3 separate regions of the Mus musculus genome follow, and all the other regions are linked to region 1. The links are chromatin loops, found by intact Hi-C in ENCODE. Cell type or tissue: heart. All regions are shown on one strand. Each heading gives the region's core, and the rest is flanking DNA. Links, peaks and the distances in the headings are about the cores only.

Region 1 (6,037 bases), core at 1,266-3,765:
TAGTTGTGTCCCCTTCAGAAATGATCCAAAGATGATTCTACTGAATCCCTTCCATCACCTGAAGAAATTCCATTTATAAGTTGGACCAAAATATTCAGTCCAAATTATAGATTTAGGCCACCAGGTTATGCTCACAGCACCAAGGCAGTCCTCGGTCTGGGGAAATGATGCTTTTGTTTGTTCAAGTTGCCCCGTGGGTCTCTTGGGATTTCTTGGGCTATGGCTTTTGTTGGTGTTGTTTGGTTGTCTTTTGAGACAGTCTCAGGCAACCCTGGTTGGCGTCAAACTCCTTGCGTAGCCTAGGAGCCCAGAATCACCTTGACCTCCTCCCAACTGCAGGGCTTCCAGGCATGCACCACCTCCATCACAGTGAGTTTATGGGGTTTGTGGTGCTAGGGCTTATACGTTCTATAGCATCCTGCTGACTGAGGCACAGATCCAGCCCCCAAGTCCCCTTAGAGGGGCACAATGGGGAGCACCTTTGCCTCCAGACACAGTCCCAGAGGCTCCCCAACGCAGGGGCTCCAGTTCCCACCTGCTAAAGGCACAAAAGATTTTCCATTTCTTAGCCCAGCCCTGAATTTTCAGTATCCACCTTCTCGTAAATCTGTAAGAAAGAGACCTCGCTTTTTAATCCAAAGTACCTGGAGCTCAAAACAGCCTCTACGGAAAAAAATCAAGCCCCAGCAGCAACTGTGAAGCACATTTGGTGTCCAGCGGCCAGCTTATTTTTCAGGACTCTTGTTCCAAGTCCCAAATACTTTCCAGTCTGTGAAATTCACCTCCCTACCACTGTAGCTGCAAGCGCCTCTCCTGGCACTGGCACAGATCTAAGGAGCCCGGATCTTGAGGCACTTTTTATTGTTGTAGCCGCTTTTCAGCAGAGCGCATGAAGCTTACTTGAGTAACTGTGGCTTTGGCAAACCCTGTGGGGATCTGGAAAGTGTCGAACTGGACTTAACTCAGTTCTTCCTTAAGCAAAGTTCCTTTTAGTAAGGAGTAATCTTGCTGGTTTCCCTGGCAGCCCATCAGTCAAAAACCATCAGCCCAAATTGATCTACACCTCAGTTCTGAAGGCAAGGGGTGCTGGAGACATTTGCCAGCATTTGAAAGCATTTTTAGTTAACACCAATCAGGCGGAAGAGTGGCCTTGTGGCTGGCTTCTGTCTATAGGGTAGGGGGCAGAAATGGTGCTTAGAGCCCTTAAGCGGATGGTGAAGTCTGCACAAAAACTAGTTGGAACCCCAGAGGTGGAGAATCCGTGCCTTGGACTTCCACAAGTGCCCCGGGTCAACAGGCATCATGCCATGGAGAACAAAGACTGCATTTTTACATTTTGTAAAAAGAGGTGGCTAATTTTGAAGAATACCCACGTCTCCAACTTTGGAAGTGTCTGCAAATTCTACTTCTGGTTGCAATTCCTTCTCCCAAGATTGGAAAGCAATAAGACAAATAGAGCCAACTGCATCCTCCCTGGACTCGCAAGCTCCGGGCCAGAGACAGCAAAGAAAGCAGGCTAAGCATTTCAGACGCCCCGCAGTTGAGGACCGGCGGCCAGCTGTGGTGCGCCCTAGGGACCGCCCGCCCCAGAGCAGCATCCTCCAGGCACTTACTTGTCCAGGATGAAGTAGAGGTCGAATCCTCCGTAGCAAGCTGGTCCCCCATCCTCGCGGCGGCCCCCGTGTCCGGCGCACACGAGCACGAGTGCAGCCACGCAGAGTCCCCGCAGGCCCGCACCCAGGCGCCCCGCGCGGTCCATGCTGCAGCCGGAGCGCTGGCCTCGCTGGCGTCCGTGTGACATCAGGGGCGCGCCATACGCGGCCTGGGCTCCGGTCAGGTCCCCCGGCTCTCAGCAAACGCCCGGAAGCAATTGTTCAGAGAAGTTCAAGGATTTCGCTTTGGTTTCCGCTGGTTCTGAGCCCGGGTTTCGAGTTTCAGGGACCCAGGGCGTTCTGCTGTGTGGAGCTGCCGGGATAGGGCCACCAGGCCGCTCCCAGGCTGCGCTTGAAGCTTTGCAGTCGAAGCAGTTCCGTCCCGATGGCTCTTTGTCCTAGATTTTAAGTATGATGGGGTGGGTTTTCAAATTGTTCTTGGTTGGGGCAGTGCGGTGTCTTTGCTCCCTCCCTCCCTTCTTTTTTTTTTTTTTTTTTTTTTTTTTTTTTTTGGAAAAAGTCTAAAGAGTGCCATCTTGTGGCCAAGGGCGGCGAAAATGTTGGGGTCCCCTAGACCTTGGCTGGGGCGGAATTGGGTGGGGACTTTTGGCAGGGGATAAATCTTAAGAGTTTTCAGGTGAGGTGCACGCCTTTAATTAATCCTTCCTTTTCGTCTCCTTTCTTAACTTTTCCACGGCCAGGTCTTCATCCTCTCTAACCATCCCCCAACCCCCATGCCTTCTTTCTGTTTTGCTCTTCTGTATCTGCGGATACAGTCCCTGTAAACATTTGATGAAAACTCATTTCCTTCGAGCAGGGTGACTCCAACTCCAGGCCAGGACTTTGCAAACAGGAGCCTTTGTGCAAATGAAGCACAAGGCTTGATCTTACATAGTTTTACTGCAGATCACAAAGGGCTCTGGTTAAAATCTGCACAGACAATGCCACCGAATGTAGTTGTTGAGGTTTGGAACAGCCAAGGCATCTAGATTGTCCGCATCTCCACGTTTTAGGGAGTCTTGTGGTAACACCAACCCTGGTGACTTGTTTGAGGATTAACTGTTCACTGCTAATTCTCCAGTGCCTGCTAAGCCTTCAGGTGACTGCAGCCTCTGACACCCAAGCAGGCACCTGACCTGGCCCTCCTCTGACTCCCAACCTTGGAAAGCAGGCAGCAGTGTTTGCCTGTGCTCTGAGCTGCTGGCTTGGGGGTGGTTTGTTACTCAATCACAGGTAACTAATACATGCCTGTTATTAATTTAAACACTGGAGAATTTCTGTAGGAAGAAAGTTGATTTAACAGTTTTCCAGGCATGCTTGTTCATAAAATTGTCTTCAGGTAACACCTACTAGCACCCACATTTTTGAAGTTGCTGTTTGCAGGAAAAAAAAAATAATTAGGAGAAGTAAAAATACTCAAACTGACTACAGTTGCTTTTTCTATAATTTTTTTACTGCCTCAAACAAGGAAAACCCATCTTGGCCCCACTAAGCTCTGTGATAAGAAAGAGGAGGGGATCTCTACAGAAGCCAGCTGGACCAATGAAGGCTGGAAAACTAGGGGGTGAGGGGCACTGGTCCAGGACAAGGAGGAACTTGGGGACAGTGTAATAAAGGAAGTGATCTGAGCCTGGAGGATAGGGTTTACATGTCCCTACAGGGAAGCAAGGGACAGGAGAAGCTAGCAGTTCAGAACATCTCATTCTCATGTCCTGGGTGTCCTCTGAGCTCTTTAAGAGTTTGGGTGGCAGAGAAATGCCTTGAGAATATTATGGGGTGGGATTGGGGGTGGTCTAGAAGGTCTGCCTGGGAGAGAGCAAAAGGTCGCTGATAGAGCTCCCTAAGGCCAAAACCCACCATTGCATAGAACAGGTAGAGGCTTAGGTTCCAGAATGGGCAATTTCATTCAAAATGTTTACAGAGAAGTGAGGATTGTAGAAGAGTGTGCCCCCCTCCCCCCACACACACCTTAGGATAAATGTGGCCCTAGAGAGGGCAGAGAAGTAGCTGGAGTCATTCGGGTATTGGAGTGTACTAGCTACCATGCCTCTCTGTCAAGATTATGCAGAGGCCTTTTGATCCAAGAGGATCATCTCCAGCTTGCTGCTGCTGCTCCATTCTCTTCTTCCTTCCCTTCTTCTCCTCTGCCTCTTCCTCCTTCTCCTCCTCCTTTTCTTCTTCCTCCTCTTCCTTCTCCTTCTCTTCCTCCTCATCCTCTTCTTCTCGATCCTCCTCCCCCAGCTACACAAGTAAAAGCTAGGGTGTGAAAGGGTCTCAACAGTCCACGTATTGTGGGCATCAGGAGAATAAGCCCTGGGAAACCTCCATTTACCATTTGACATTAACAAATTGTCAGTTTTACAGTGAGAGGAGGAAGTGATTCAATCCTGTGCTGTGCCAGGTCACAAAAGAACAAGGAGACAGTTTTTGACTATTCGGACGTTTTGTCTGACATAGGAAAACTACTTAAGGATTCTAGAAATCTCCAGTCTTTGTTTTTCAAGAGATTAGAGAAATTGCCTTCAGACTGCAGTGGCAGCTTCTCACTGACCCACTCCCTGTGGACTCCTTCCTCCCATGATGCTTCAGCCAAGTTGTCAGACACCTGCTAGGTGCTTCATCACTCTCTCATGTTGCTATGTAATCTTCCCAGAATCTCACTGGGTACCAACATGCTACTTGGATTATTGACAAAGGCTCTAAGAAGGACTCCAGACAGTACAGACAGAATAAAATTTAGATTGTTTCTCTTATAGATAGTTGCCAACAATGTAGACAATTCTAACACATTCATGTCACATTCATGTCACCTAAGCCCACTATTTATAGGTTCTCACTAGTCCCTGGACCACACACTTTGTGCAGAAGGGTCAGGAGAATATTTATCAGAAACAACTTATCTTCTGGAACAACAGAATTCTGAAGAATCTGAGCCATATTGGCTTTGGTGGTGGGATAAACAAAAGTACTAACAATCAAGCAAAGTCCAAGCTCTGAAGCTACAGGAAGACGCCATGAGGGCATCCCAGAGGCCAGACAATCTACAGCTTCAGCCCAGAAATGGTCAGAAATGTTCAACTCAGGAACATTAATACTTGCCCGCCCCCAAGCCAAGCTGAGTCTAGCTTCAAGGAAGTGTGATATAAAATAGCTTATGGTTCAAGCCAATGCACCAGCCCAAAGCCCTCTTAGCAGCCTTTGCAATGCAGAGACGAAACCCACTTAAGAAGGAATGTCACTCAACTATGACTAATCCAGAGCCCTCCAAAGAATAAGCTCATATGGTAGATGGGTCAATTATAAGCCCCAAACAGAACCTACTGAATCTGATTCACAAGCTAGCTCTGCTAGGGTCACATACTATCTACATTAATCTTGGTTTTCTCACCACTTGGGACAAACAAAGCAACAAGGGGGTCTTTAAATAGGAAGGGATCCTATCTCTAATGGTGGCAAGGACTTGCAACAACTGCTCACATTACATCTAGGGTTAGGAAGGAGAAAGCAATGGATGCCACAGGAGCACAGCTGGAGCCCCAGCCTGTGGAATGCTATCACCTACTGTCAAGGTAGGTAGTAACTGTCAATGCCACTACCTACTGCCTTCCTACTTCAACTGACCTAATATAAAAACTCCCTCACAGGCACGATCAAAGGTTTAACTACCAGGTAATTCTGAATCCTGTAATGTCAGCCATCACTATTAACCCAGCCTTCTGAAGAACTCATTCTTTGGCCTTTGCTATGCTAATAATTTATTTCATGAAGAACAGAGACTAGACCAGTGAAACTCAGAAACTGAAATGGGTCAGTACAGTCTGGGTTTCTGACAAGTCTGGAGCTCAAATACACACAATGGATAGCTATCTTAGATAAGCTAAAGCCAACACAAAGCCAGTCACAGACCAGGTCAGTTCAATGCTAATTCTGTTCAACTCTGGCATATTTAAGAGTCATCCTCACAGATTGCAGACCAGTTTACAATTGATGATAGCAGGGAAAACCTCTCCAGATCCGTCAAGCCCAAAATTGTTCTGATCCTTCCAATGACCACTGTAGTGGGGTATCCACCAGAGAAGACTACTTGGACATGGGTTCAAGCCTTTAGGAAGTCTTAATTGGCCTGCTGGCCACTATACTCTGTGTTCAGGATGTCAGTGCAGTCCTAAGACTTTCTCAGGATGAGCTTGTAATCACAGAAAACCATATCCTCTGCTAACACACTTCAGTAAGAGCAGTTAGCCAAAAACAGACTGCAGAAGCCAAAAGGCAAGGTTAGTCCATTTAGAGACGTTTCCAGAACTGTGGACTTTGATGGATTAGGTCTTTGTTCTCGTATTTGCAGGCGGTGCTGCCTATGTGCTGGGTTCCAAGGCCTGCATGGT
Region 2 (6,037 bases), core at 1,738-4,237, 89 kb before region 1:
GTGGCTGTGGTTTACCCACAGCTCTTGTGTACAGTACCTGTGGTGCAGCCCCACCCACAGACCCCCAGGCAGCCACAGGGTGGCCCCAGAAGGCCTGTGACTCCAGGCTCCATGCTGTGGTTTGAGCTGGAGGGCTTCTGAGGTGGCTGCAGGCAGGCACTGGCTCCTGTCTCATCCCTCTGTCCTAGCTAACAAGGGGTGGGAGGCAGGCAGAGGCCTGGGCAGAGGGACATTTCTCATTTTCCTTTTTTTTTGTCTTCCTTTCCTGTTCGGAAGGCCAAATATTTCTGGGGCAAAGCAGGATGGAGAACGGTGGCGGCTTGGGGGTACAGCTCTGATGTCCCCGAGATTGAACCCAGGCTGGGAGGCTGTGGGTTCACTTACAGAGCTGGCATTTTTGCCTCTCAGAGGGGCTGTCTGGTTTGGAACCTGTTTTCACTTTACCACAAAAATGAGTGGCTTTTTCTTCCTCTCTCTTTAACAAAGGCAGGCCATTTGGTTTCCATAACTCAGATCATCCGAGTCCTTCCTGGAATGGCCACTTGGGAAGCAGGGTCCAGGGACTTCCTCCTTCACCACAGAGGGGCCCCGTGCCTAGTTTGGGGGCCATGTCAGCCCCCCTCCCCATTGCAGCCTCTGCCAATGCCAGTGTGTTGTGCTGTTTATGGGGCCGTAATCCACTCTGAGGACAATGAGGCCCTGCTTCCCTGCTCACTGGGTGGCCATTTCACTTCACAGCTCCCTGGCACGGCATGGAATAGAAAAGGGTAATGGAGACCAGGAGGCTGGAGCAGCCTGCTCTGTCTTGTTCACAACCAGGGAGAAAATTAGAGGGGTAGGAGTTGAAGATCAGATTATTATTTCTTCTTCTTCTTCTTCTTCTTCTTCTTCTTCTTCTTCTTCTTCTTCTTCTTCTTCTTCTTCTTCTTCTTCTTCAATGAATGTGAAATGCATGTATTTCAGAATTCTAAGAACGCCTATGACATATTAATCTAAATCCTTTGTCTATAGGGGTCTGATAATCAGAAAGAAGTTTGACTTAAATCAGGATTTGAGAACTAATGGGTGTCATTACAGATTGAACATAATCTGGGACCTGGTATCCTGGAAGCTGACTACAGGTGTGAAGAGAATGGAAGAGACCAGCTCTGACAGTTTCAGGTTCAAATCCCAGGTTTGGCTCTGACTAGTGTGTAACTGGGGTCAGGTTCATCTACGAATTGTGGCTATGATATCATTGGGCTGTTGTGTGTAAATAGGAATGAATGAAAGCACAAAGTATGGCATTTAAGACTCAATAAGAACCCAGGAAGAGTCCCCTCACTTTATTACAGTGGCACCTGAGCCTTTAAAATCCACTTCAAATGTGAAGACCACAGTTTTCAAGATGTTTTAGTGCTTATTAATATTGTTCAGCCTTACTGACATCATTTAGACACCAGGAGTTTTGGTGTGTGTGCATGTGTGTGTAGATAAATATATATGCATAAGGGTTCATCCATCCTTTATATACAGATAAACACATTTATGCTGATATTGCTGAGCACTATATAGCCATAGTCTTACAAGATGCTCCCACACCCATTGGGAAGGGAGAGACTATGGTACTACAGGTGGGTGCTCACCAATGCTCATTCTCCCACATGTCAGTTACTTGAGTTACTGCTACAGTATAAAAAGAGCCAGAGCTAGAATTCAAATCCATGTTTTGTTGAAATGATCAAGACCTTGAATAGGCAAAGCTGGACCCCAGCAGTGAGCATACCACCCAGGGCAGATGATCAAGAGTCCCAGCCCTGTGGTAGGCCTGGAGAATCTCCCTGGAGGCCCTGCTTTAAGGGCCATGAACTAAGAATCTTGAACCACACTGAAATGAGCCCAGTCCCAGGTTTCTAAACCCAAGAACATAACATTCCTCAGCTTGGGGAAGAAGTTCCCAGAATTCTTCCTTATAGTTTGGTGACTATGGATTTGGGATAAAAACAAGATTAAAATTCATTTGTCAACCCAAACACCAATCAGCGGGTTCTTTTTAAGACTGATTAAATAATTCAAATACTTTCCAAGTCTTGGCAACCTTTTCTTGATATAAATATGTATTTCTGGCAAGAAAAAAAGCAAAACAGAAAAATAGCTCCTAGTCCTTATCTAAGCCTACAAGAATTGGTTAAGCCCCTGAGGGTTTACATGCCTGCTCCGCAATTTGCATGAGTTAGAAGAACTGAGGAGTTCTGATGGAGTTCGATGATGTTGCTCTCAGAGCCCCCTGGGGTCTAGGGCATGTTGTCACGGCTTGATATGACAATGCTCACGTCATGAAGAGCTGAGCACAGCTCTGCCACACGTGGGAATACAGCCCTGGGCTAAGCTTTTGCCCTGTTCACCACTTTTCTAGAGTTCTTTTCTAGAAGATGGCGACCATACTCAGGTTTTGAATCGGAATGGGAATTATTATGAAAAGCTTAGCATTTGGTAAACACTCAACATGTTAACTGTAGTAGTAAGGCAGAGTGCTGCCAGGTTCATAGTCTGTGAAACACAAGGTGAGAGTGTTCTAGACTGAGGTGCTCTCATCATGTACCCACCACGCTACATCAGGACCACTGTGTATGTGTGTGTGTGTGTGTGTGTGTGTGTGTGTGTGTGTGTGCACATATATGAGATCCACTTCCAAATAGGGTTTTGGAACACACATATATGGTGCAGTGGTTCTCGAGTGGGGGCATATGCCCCGTAAGGGGACAGATGGAAACATCCAAGACAAGATGATGAATGAGATGGACATCTCCACAAGAATCATCATCTCCAAACATCAGCACTGTTGGGGGTCTGATGCGGCTCAAGATCTGTCTTCAGTCCACAGAAGCAGGGCTACAGGCATCCTTTTAGATCTCAGAGCTCCCTGGCTTGTTATTCCAATGTTCAGAAACTTCAGAATTGTTAAAGATACTGAGTAGAGGAGAGGGAATATGTCTGGGTAGAAGGACGAAGGATGTTTCAGGTTCTCACATAGGCTAGGTGGGGCCCAGGCCTTCCTAGTGGCCGATGGCATAGCACCTGTGCTATCCTCCTTGGTGAAGCTTCATCATAGAAATGTGGCTCCCATAGGCACTGTACTGCTATCAAGGTCATGACCTGATAGGGTAGGGAAGCTGTAGAGTCTAGGCGCCTGATACACAAACATCCACACGGGTCTGGGTTGAGGGAAGTTACAGCAGGAAATGAAGAGGGTTGTCTGGGTCACTGCATTTATAGGGAGGGATGTGTGTTAAGATCACACCACTGCCCCGGAGGAGAAGAAGCAAGAGAGTAAGCCTCGTGTCCTAGGCAAGGGTCAGATGCCTAGCTGGTCTTAGATCCCCACTGATCTTATACACAAGGGTTGATCTCCATAGCTCACACATCACTGTTCAAACTTTCCTGTCAGAATATCTCTTCTGAATTCTCAGGATGAAATCTCATTTTTATCTATTACAAAAGTAACATGTGCAGTGTAAAAATTCTGAGTTGATGAAACTCTTCAAGTATTTGGTAATCATAATTTCCAGTGATAAACTCTCTCTCTCTCTCTCTCTCTCTCTCTCTCTCTCTCTCTCTCTCTCTCTCTGTGTGTGTGTGTGTGTGTATGTGTATGTGTGTGTGTGTATGTGACAAGCTCTTCCCACACACCCCAGCCAAGCCTTATACTCACGGATAGCTCAGGCTGTGCTTTCCATATTGGCCTCCTGAGTGCTAGGGTTACTAAGGGTGTGCACCGGCACGCCCAGCTGATACACATCACAGAGGCCTTCGGGTATACTATTTCATTCTCTGTGTAATATTTTTATAGAATTGGGATCACACTACACATAACTTTGTGGGCCTTGGCATTCACATCTCTCTGCAGTTATTAGAGAAGCTTTGGGGATGGCAAGAAAACAAAATGAAGGTGATGGGGCCTAGTGCTCTTACAAATCATTTTTTCCTCTCTATAAATCCACACCAAAAAAAGTCTTGACTGTTGACATTTGTAAAACATACAAATTATCCTCTCAGCAAAGCTTCAGCCTTTTAAAATGTTGTAATCCCGAGGTCCAAATCACTGCAGCACTGCAAACAGCTGTAATTTGCTAAGAGTAAATATGCTTTTCAAAACCTCGTTTTTCCCCCACCAGCAACAATTCAGGATTCATGCACAAGGCATGTGCCTTGTGACACACAACTCTTCTGGCTGTGCACAATTAGATTTGGAAGCTCTTTACTTTTGGAGTTGCGACTAAGAGGCAAGCCTACCCCCAAAGCCCAAAGTCATGACCACAGGTCACAGCGAGCTCTGGAGGATGAAATCTTCACAGAAACCCAGAGGAGAGAGGAAGTCCCTATCCTCACCCCCGTGCCACAGCGCATGGCACGTGCTGCCCTGGAATGCAAGCTGGGGCCCAAACTGAAATGCACAGGGTGTGAGCCACGGGCGCTCTTTATTGCTTCTGCTCAGCAGACCCAACCTAACCTTTCCCAAAGAATGCTGAGTAAGGAGTTAAACAGCACAGAATTACAACCTGCCTGGGGCTCCTAGGGTCTAGCTGTGCTCAGGACCTTCTCTAGGATCATCCTATGAAAACCACAAAGAAGCAGGGCTGTACCAAGCCCCATCCCATCACTATATACATACAGGCACTGTCCATGAAGAACAAGCCACCTGGTGCAGAGGTAGAGGGGGAGCTTAGCTTCCCACACAGAATAAAAGGGTAAGGGTGGAGGCAGGCTGCGGGGGTGGGGTGGGTATGGGGTTCAAGCAAGTTTGCCTTGGTACTGTGTATGAAGAAGACCGTTTTGTGCCTGAGTCCACACAGGGCTTACTACCATTTCCTCTTGAGGCCATTGAACACTTGATAGCCCCCAACATCAAGTCTGATTGCACATGGGCTCTTGCAGATAATTCTGTCAAGCTGTCTCTGTAAAAGTCTCTGTGGAGGCAAACTTCCAAACCCACGTTCCCATGGTGGATTACAACCTGTCTGCTGATTGTTTAAAAATGAGTGATATGAGCAGTAGCCTACTCTTTCCAGGAGCCACTTTGAAACTAGGACCAAACCTGTGCTCCCTCTGAAAGCCAGGGCAATGGAGATGCATCCATAGTAAAGGGGAGGTCGCAGGGCTCAAGCGAAAGGAACCAACCAGGAAAGCAGGAAGGAGAGATGTCGTGGTGTGACCACACTGCTAGCTAACGGAAAATGATGCTCTAAACCCTGGGAGCTGCCTTCCCTGGACTGGGGTTCAGGACTCCCCTCTCCGATGTGCGATATCAGACAAGTGATCCAATCCCTTTGAGGCAGGTGCACAGCAGTCACCTGAGCACTGGAGCTGGGGCTTTGGGATCCTGAGGGAGAGAGGTGGTCCAAAGCCTTGGAGTAAGATCACCCAAGCCTAAGTTGCTACCAGGCCATCTACTGGCCTCTGACACTCCGTTTATCCGAGTTGTTTCCTTATCAGCAAAAATGAGGGCACAGATAACTCTTCCCTCTCCGTGTGGCTTTGGTGAAAACGAGGTGACCTGTAGGAGAGATGTCACAGAAGGGCATGTGGGCAGCACAGGGACAAGCTAGGCGCTCAGCCATCGGAAGCTGCTACCTCTTAGATGAAGCTTCCTGGGGAAGAATCAAGACCCCACAGGCTCCTTGTGTCTCTCCACTCTGAAGCACACAGTGACATTCTCATAGGAGATCAGCGCTTCAGGGATTCAAGCAAATTTCGCGCAGTGCCTTTGACCAGCACGCTTGATGCTCTAACTCACGCTTGAAACGGCTATGTTGGGAAGTTTCAGGTTTCCTCTTCCTTTTCCATTTCCCTCTACCTACTGTGGCAGATGCATTGATAATTACCCATGGGTACCAGCAGCAGCCCTGGCTCCCAGACGTTTCCTAAGATGAAATGTATAGTTTCTGGATAATAAGACAAAGTTTAGACAAACAAACACCCTGGACCATTCATATTCAAATGAGTTTCCCCCCCTTTTGGAAAGCTGAGCCTCTTTGGGGGGAATTTTCAAAATTGCCCA
Region 3 (6,037 bases), core at 1,738-4,237, 50 kb after region 1:
CACACTTTAGAGACAAAGTCAGAGTCAACAGGTACATGGGACACCAGCATTCGATGAACCCTCAGGTCAGCAGAGGCCCACACCGGCCCCTCTCACCAGCCCTTGCTGTAGTCACCTCTTTCTTTTATGGTTCTTTTATTGCGCTTTGTAACCCCTTAGCCCAGTGTGGTCTGGTTCTCTCCGGGACCCTTGTGTCTTGAAGAACTCTGGCTGGGGGTTTACGACCAAGGCACTCGGGAGGCAGAGGCAGGTGGATTTCTGAGTTCCAGGACAGCCTGGTCTACAAAGTGAGTTCCAGGACAGCCTGAGCTATACAGAGAAACCCTGTCTCGAAAAACTAAAAAACAAACAAACAAACAAACAAAAAAAGAGGTGGGGGGGGGCACCGGCTGCGTTGCTGACTGCTTCTGGACTCACAGGCAGATCTTGGAGTTTTAGCCTCTAGCAATTACAATTCCTCCAGTCACTGATTTTCTCCCCGCAGAGTACCGAGGGCTCCAAAGTCAATGGCCTTCCCCTACAGTGGGTGTGGCTAAGCTCGAGTCAGGGCTGGGTGTCCATCAGCCATCAAATCCCAAAGCAGTCTATGGCGGCTCCCCTACTCTCCATCCCCCCTCCCCCCGCCATGAGCCTTGTAAGGAATCCCCTACATCCCAAACACGCGGCTTCTCTTCCACTGGAGAAAAGATGGAATGAGCGATGTCATTGCATTTTGCCAATAGGTCCCGAAACTCCTCCCTTTTCTTTTGATTCATGCATCACCTCCTGTTTCCAGCAGTGAACACACCTTCTTTTTGCTGCCGAGCAAAGTAGGTGGGGACGGCTCTGCACAGGTCTTTGATTGGCACTCCGTATTGGGCCAAGTTTTTGATTCGGCTGGGTAAAACTGTGTAGGTCAGTCCTCGAGTAGGTGGGTAGTGACCGGAAGCCTGTAAGAGGGGGCGTCTCAGATACGGCATATCCAAGAAGGGGTTCACAGGGGAGCTGTGAGGATTCGTGGGGAGATTCAGTACCAATCCAGACTTGCTCTCCGGTGTCTCTAGCTGCAGTGTTTTATTGAGCCTCAGGAGGGCGAACAAGGCTCTGGCAAACTCTGGACCCAGTGGCGTTTTCTATTAGCTTTGGGTGCGTTCTCATTAACCCTGATTAGTTTAAAACATTTATTGCGTTTATATTTCGTCAGTTTAGATGAACAGGACACTTTGAACTTCTCTTTTAAAGATTTGTGTATTTTAGTTTTATGCGTAGGAGTGTTTGAAGTTACAGACTGGTGAGAGTCTCCTTGTGGGGGCTGGGAACCAAACCGGGACCCTCTGCGAGAGGAGCAAGTGCTCTTAACCTCCGAGCATTTCTCCACCCACAACTTTTAAAAATAGCATTGCTTTAACACACTTTTTTCCTAGAGTTAGTACCGCCACCCCCAGTTCTGAATGCTGTCCAAATGTGTTGACATTTAAGCAAAGTTGGAATAGATCCCACAAGTTGCAGAGAATATCCTCCTGGCTTTAACTTATTTAACAGTTCCCAATCTCACTAGAGAGGGTAGGCAAGAACTTCAGCAATCTTGGGCTTAATGGTAATAATGGTGTGTGTGCGGGGGGGGGGGGGGGGGGGCAGGAAAGGCAGGAAGGAAAGAGACAGAGACAGGGTCGTGAAATCATTGCAGTGTTTGCATCCAGCCCCTTGTGTCTTCTAGCATAGTTTGAAGCCATTGGGAATGAGGTCATTACATAGGATATTGATTGATTCAGTTGTGCTTAGCCTTGAATGGGACACCAAAGTCCTTTGAACATGATGTGACTTCATGGCAGGAAGGAGAGACATGGATGAAGCTCCTGTCCATGTCTTAGAGAGTGGCTGTTACGTTGGAAAGCCCCATAGTAGACACCAGTCAGAGACACCTGGACACGCTCACTCACCTGTTTGCCCAGGGCCTGGGTAATATCATCCAAACTTGGGAAGGCTGCTGGGTCCATCTTTGCCAGAACACAGGCCATCTTGCTAAACAGCTTAGCTGCCAGGAGGTCCTTAAAGCAACAGAGCAGAAACGTGTTACCTATCGTCTCAGTACTAATGCACCTGCTCGCCTCAGGGGTGCAATACCCTGCTAGTCTGACCGAAATGCGGAACATCTCAGAAGGGCTGCACTCTGGATGCCAGAGCACAGGTCAGCTTCTGCTCCTGTCTCCTCTGCTCCTCCTGGTGAAGGTTTTATCTCCCAGGTAGGGTAGGATGGTAATACAACAATGTGGATGATCTTAGGGGCCTGCTCTGCTACTCTAAGGCTCTTGAGAGCCTCAGTTTGTTTGTTTATTTTATCAATAAAGCAGGAGGAATAGCCTTTCTTCTGTGGAGTTGTCATGGAAATGAGGTGAGAGCTGAGGTCCTCACTGCCTGGGGGAATGTTGTATAAGCTGCAGAGGGCTCTCTTGAGTACCCAGGGCAGTTGGGAGGCCTCAGTCAAGACTTGGGTTCTAGAGCTAGGTCTGCCTGCATACCTCTTCCTTGTGGTCTGTTATTTGTTCTTCCCTGGCTTGGATCATAGCTGCAGTTTGCTGCTGCCGGGTCTGACAGAGCCCCAGGTACAGCTGCAAGAAACTCAGCCTCTAGATCAGTCGTTTTCAACACACTGGCTCTGACCCTTTGGGGGTCAAATGACCTTTTTCACAGAGGCTGAATATCAGATGTTCACATTATAATTCATAACAGCATGAAAATTACAGTTATGAAGAAACAATGAAATAATTTTATGGTTGCGGGTCACTGCAACATGAGGAACCATATTGAAGCATCACACTAATGGGAAAGTTGAGAACCTGGGCTCTAGCAGTAATTCTGCCTTCCTTGCGCCACCTAGTGGCCTACTGTGGAATGTTTCCCTGAGGAATTTTTTTTTTTTACTTGGCTTCTCATAGCATCCATTAGAGGCAATCTGTAGTCCGGGAGGATTCAGGGAATCTCCTTGGGAAGTTAAGAGTCAGGGAGGTGAAGAGAGAGAAGGCGTTAGGGGAAGATAACCTAGCGGACGCGGGGAGAGTGGAGAGGACACCTTGTGTCTATTCTGAGTCTTCCAGTGTGCTGGAGAGAATGTGACAGAGTGAGGAGGACCTGGGTGGCAAAGGGCTGAGTGGGGAGGCTGGGTGGTGACTTCGTTCCATCCTTTAAAGTCCCACTAGGTAGGAGAGGCAGCTGCTGGAGTTGTTTTGCAGATTTGGCAACCGAGGCACGCTAAACAGAAAAATATTCTCCGCGGTCACAGAAGATTTTATTAAAGAGTTCGGCTAAGTCACAGGGTTACTCTTCCTGGTTATGTGTCATCCTAAGGGGCCTCGTTACTGAAGGAGGTGGTGATTCATAGCCGCATTCCTTTAGAAGTCAACATTAGAAGACAAACCAACTTCTATAGCACACCCCAGTCCCTGAGGAAGACAGTGAAAAGGCTTCCATTTGGAGCAGACCTAAGAGCTCTCTTGTCCTTGTAATAAGTGCGTTTCACATCTTACGTTCTTGTAGTCCATGACTCCATCCCATTCACTCTGAACGCTGTTGTCTCGGATGCTGACCACACCTCTGAGGGCATCGACATGGATGGTCTGGGTCCCCACAGAGCCATCCAGAGGATAACTGTCGCTAGTGTTCTAGAAGGAGCAATCAACAATGAGTAAAGCCAGTGGCCCCAAGTGTCTATCTGCTCATCCTGTGCAGGGTTAAGGGGGAATCCATGAGAAACTACAGGAATAATACCCCTGGGTATTATCTTTGAAATGTTTCTGCTAAAAGACATAGGTAGACTGGACCCTCTCCACCATACTCACCGTCAGCGCCAGAGCTGGAACTAGAAAGACAGTCACAAGAATGGAAGGCGCAATCTGAAATGGAACAAAGGTCACTGTGCTTAGTCCTTGGCCTCTGATGAGCTTAGACTCCAGGGCTGCCTTGCTGGGGTCCACAGCTTTCACCTCCCTCCATCCCTGCAGAGTTCCCAGGTGTGTCAGGACACTATAGCTTACTGTGTTCACACAGGGTGTGCCTGCTGCTCAGGAGGCAAGGTTTTGTCAGTCACTCAAGGACACTCCTATGTGGCTTCTACTGTCAATCACTGGGATAGATTTAGCCAACCTGACAGGGTAGGATCAGCCTGGACCACTATAGCTCAGGCCTCCCACTCTTCCTTTTTGTGCTACCTCTCTACTTCCAGGGCTGGGCACATCCTCTACTCCAGCTCTTGATCCAAACCCCAAATCTCACAGTCAGCCCTATTCCGCCTCTGCCCACCCTCCATCCCCCCTGGAAACTGACACCCTCCAGGCTTCCTTTCCTCTGAATTCTCTTACCTTGCCTAAGAAGAAAGCTACTCACTGTTATTTGCATACTATTTTGGGGGAAATTATGTTAGAATGTACCTAGGCCTTAAAATATTTAAGTTGTTCAGTTCCTCTATGTGGTGTGCTCTGCCCATCAAGGGAGTTTTCTGCAGCAGACATTAATAAAAGAATAGGGGGCTGGGTTAAGCTAGCCATAGTTTCTTGTGTACTTGAGGCTGGCCCAGCTCAAGTGCACCCATCATGACAAGTGGGACTGGCAGGGTCCTCCCTTCTCTTAACATCCATGAAAAGTCGGCATCTGGCTTCAGTAACAAACGGGGCCCCTGAAAGTCAAAGGAAGCGGCTATTCTACAGTGTTATCATCACCACAGTGCAGTGCAGCGCAGCTGCCATAGACACAGAGCTGCAGAGGGTGAAGCTGCTTTAGTGAAAGCTGGATGTGGTCGTGCCTGCCTTGAATGCCAGCACCCAGGAGACTTAGATGGAGGATTTGGAAAGTCTGAGACAAGCCACAGCGAGTCAAAGTAGCCTGGACTACAGAATGAGGCCTTGTCTTAAAAAAGCCAGAGGGACAAAAAGCACTCTATCCCAGCTGGCCCCACATGCATCTAAGCTATTCCCCACTGGCAATTTGTAAATACGGAAAACCACTGCAGACAAGACTCCAGCATATGAGTATCTACCTGGCCTCCAAAGAGTCTTGACTTTTAAGAAATTAGTTATTGATTCCATTAGAGGACACCCTTCCTTCAGATTCTCCAAAACAGAAGTGCCAACAGAAGATTGCACACCCAATCATCGTTTGAAAATTCTGCCTGGGTTGATTTGAACAGTTCCTGGGGCAGGGAGGATCCAGACCTCCTTGGCTGGTCTGACTGGGATATATATATGCTCCACATTCAAAGTTAAAGATGTACTCACAAGGCGTCTCATGTTGTCTCTCTCCAGCGAATGCAACGGCATGCATAATACAATTTTCTATGATCCGTTCATTTCCCAAGTCTAGTTTATATAGACTTCAGCCTCTCAGGTCTCACTATGATAAGGGGCTCAGGGACTGGTTATCTACGATCCAGAAACCATTAGGGGGAAAGCTAGTTATGTAATTACGGTTATCATTTCCTTTTACTAGATCCGAGTGTTTTTCTTTCTCTCAATAGCTCGGCAGGTTCCAAGGCAAACACTGGATAAGAATAGGTCTTTGTGGCTCGTGTACTCCTGACCCCAGAGCCACTGTGTAAGGACTTATAAGCTGCTGATACAAAATCAAGGGGATCACACTTGAACTTCTTGATTTCTGAAAAGTATTCTTTTCCTAACAGTGAGAGCGGGTCGAAGAAACCTCATAAAACCCAAGAGACAAACTGATTTACAAGATTATTGATTGGCAAACAGTCTTGTCCCTTCCTCATCCAAACACAGATCACACAGTTTGCTCTGCACCCTCTGCCTCCACCAACTTCATCTCTATTCATTTCTTCAATGCCCTCTCTGTCTGACGTAGCTCAGGTCCCAGTGAACTCTCTGATGCTTGGTCCCACTAATGTGGATTTTCTGGTTTGCCTCTTCATTTCAGGGTAGTTTTTCTACCAAATCAAACCAAACCAAACCAAACAAAACCTTTGACTTGCTGCAGAACTACTGAGACATGAGGAACTCTGACCCTCACACAGTAGCACCAATTCAAGGGCTTTCACACACTTGTTTTTTCA

The links. Peaks named below come from ENCODE experiments on the same cell type or tissue, not always from the same donor. Only the 100,000 strongest peaks of a DNase experiment are listed, where the experiment ranks them.
Region 2: a loop joins it to region 1, with 2.2 times the contacts of the local background. A loop is called at or near these places in 5 of 42 quality-filtered maps.
Region 3: a loop joins it to region 1, with 3 times the contacts of the local background. A loop is called at or near these places in 8 of 42 quality-filtered maps.

The regions. Positions count from the first base shown.
Region 1 is chr6:87,333,684-87,339,720 of GRCm38, forward strand. Antxr1 (anthrax toxin receptor 1) reads right to left here and starts at 2,092. Exons shown (of 18, transcript NM_054041.2): 1 at 1,614-2,092. The coding sequence starts at 1,759. In heart, for the core only: a CTCF peak has its summit at 2,211 (motif pointing left); DNase peaks (open chromatin) are centred at 1,588 and 1,908; H3K4me3 peaks cover 891 bases; H3K27ac peaks cover 875 bases; H3K27me3 peaks cover 775 bases.
Region 2 is chr6:87,244,278-87,250,314 of GRCm38, forward strand. The region is part of intron 10 of Antxr1 (anthrax toxin receptor 1); the gene reads right to left. The region is part of intron 3 of Gm38851 (a long non-coding RNA gene); the gene reads left to right. Among named protein-coding and RNA genes, the nearest start is that of Gm38851, 24 kb to the left of the region's middle. In heart, for the core only: no CTCF peak of the experiment used is centred there; no DNase peak of the experiment used is centred there.
Region 3 is chr6:87,383,548-87,389,584 of GRCm38, forward strand. Gkn3 (gastrokine 3) reads right to left here and starts at 5,388. Exons shown (of 6, transcript NM_026860.1): 1 at 5,247-5,388; 2 at 3,816-3,869; 3 at 3,504-3,638; 4 at 1,920-2,027; 5 at 788-929. The coding sequence starts at 5,288. In heart, for the core only: a CTCF peak has its summit at 2,847 (motif pointing left); no DNase peak of the experiment used is centred there; H3K27me3 peaks cover 2,270 bases.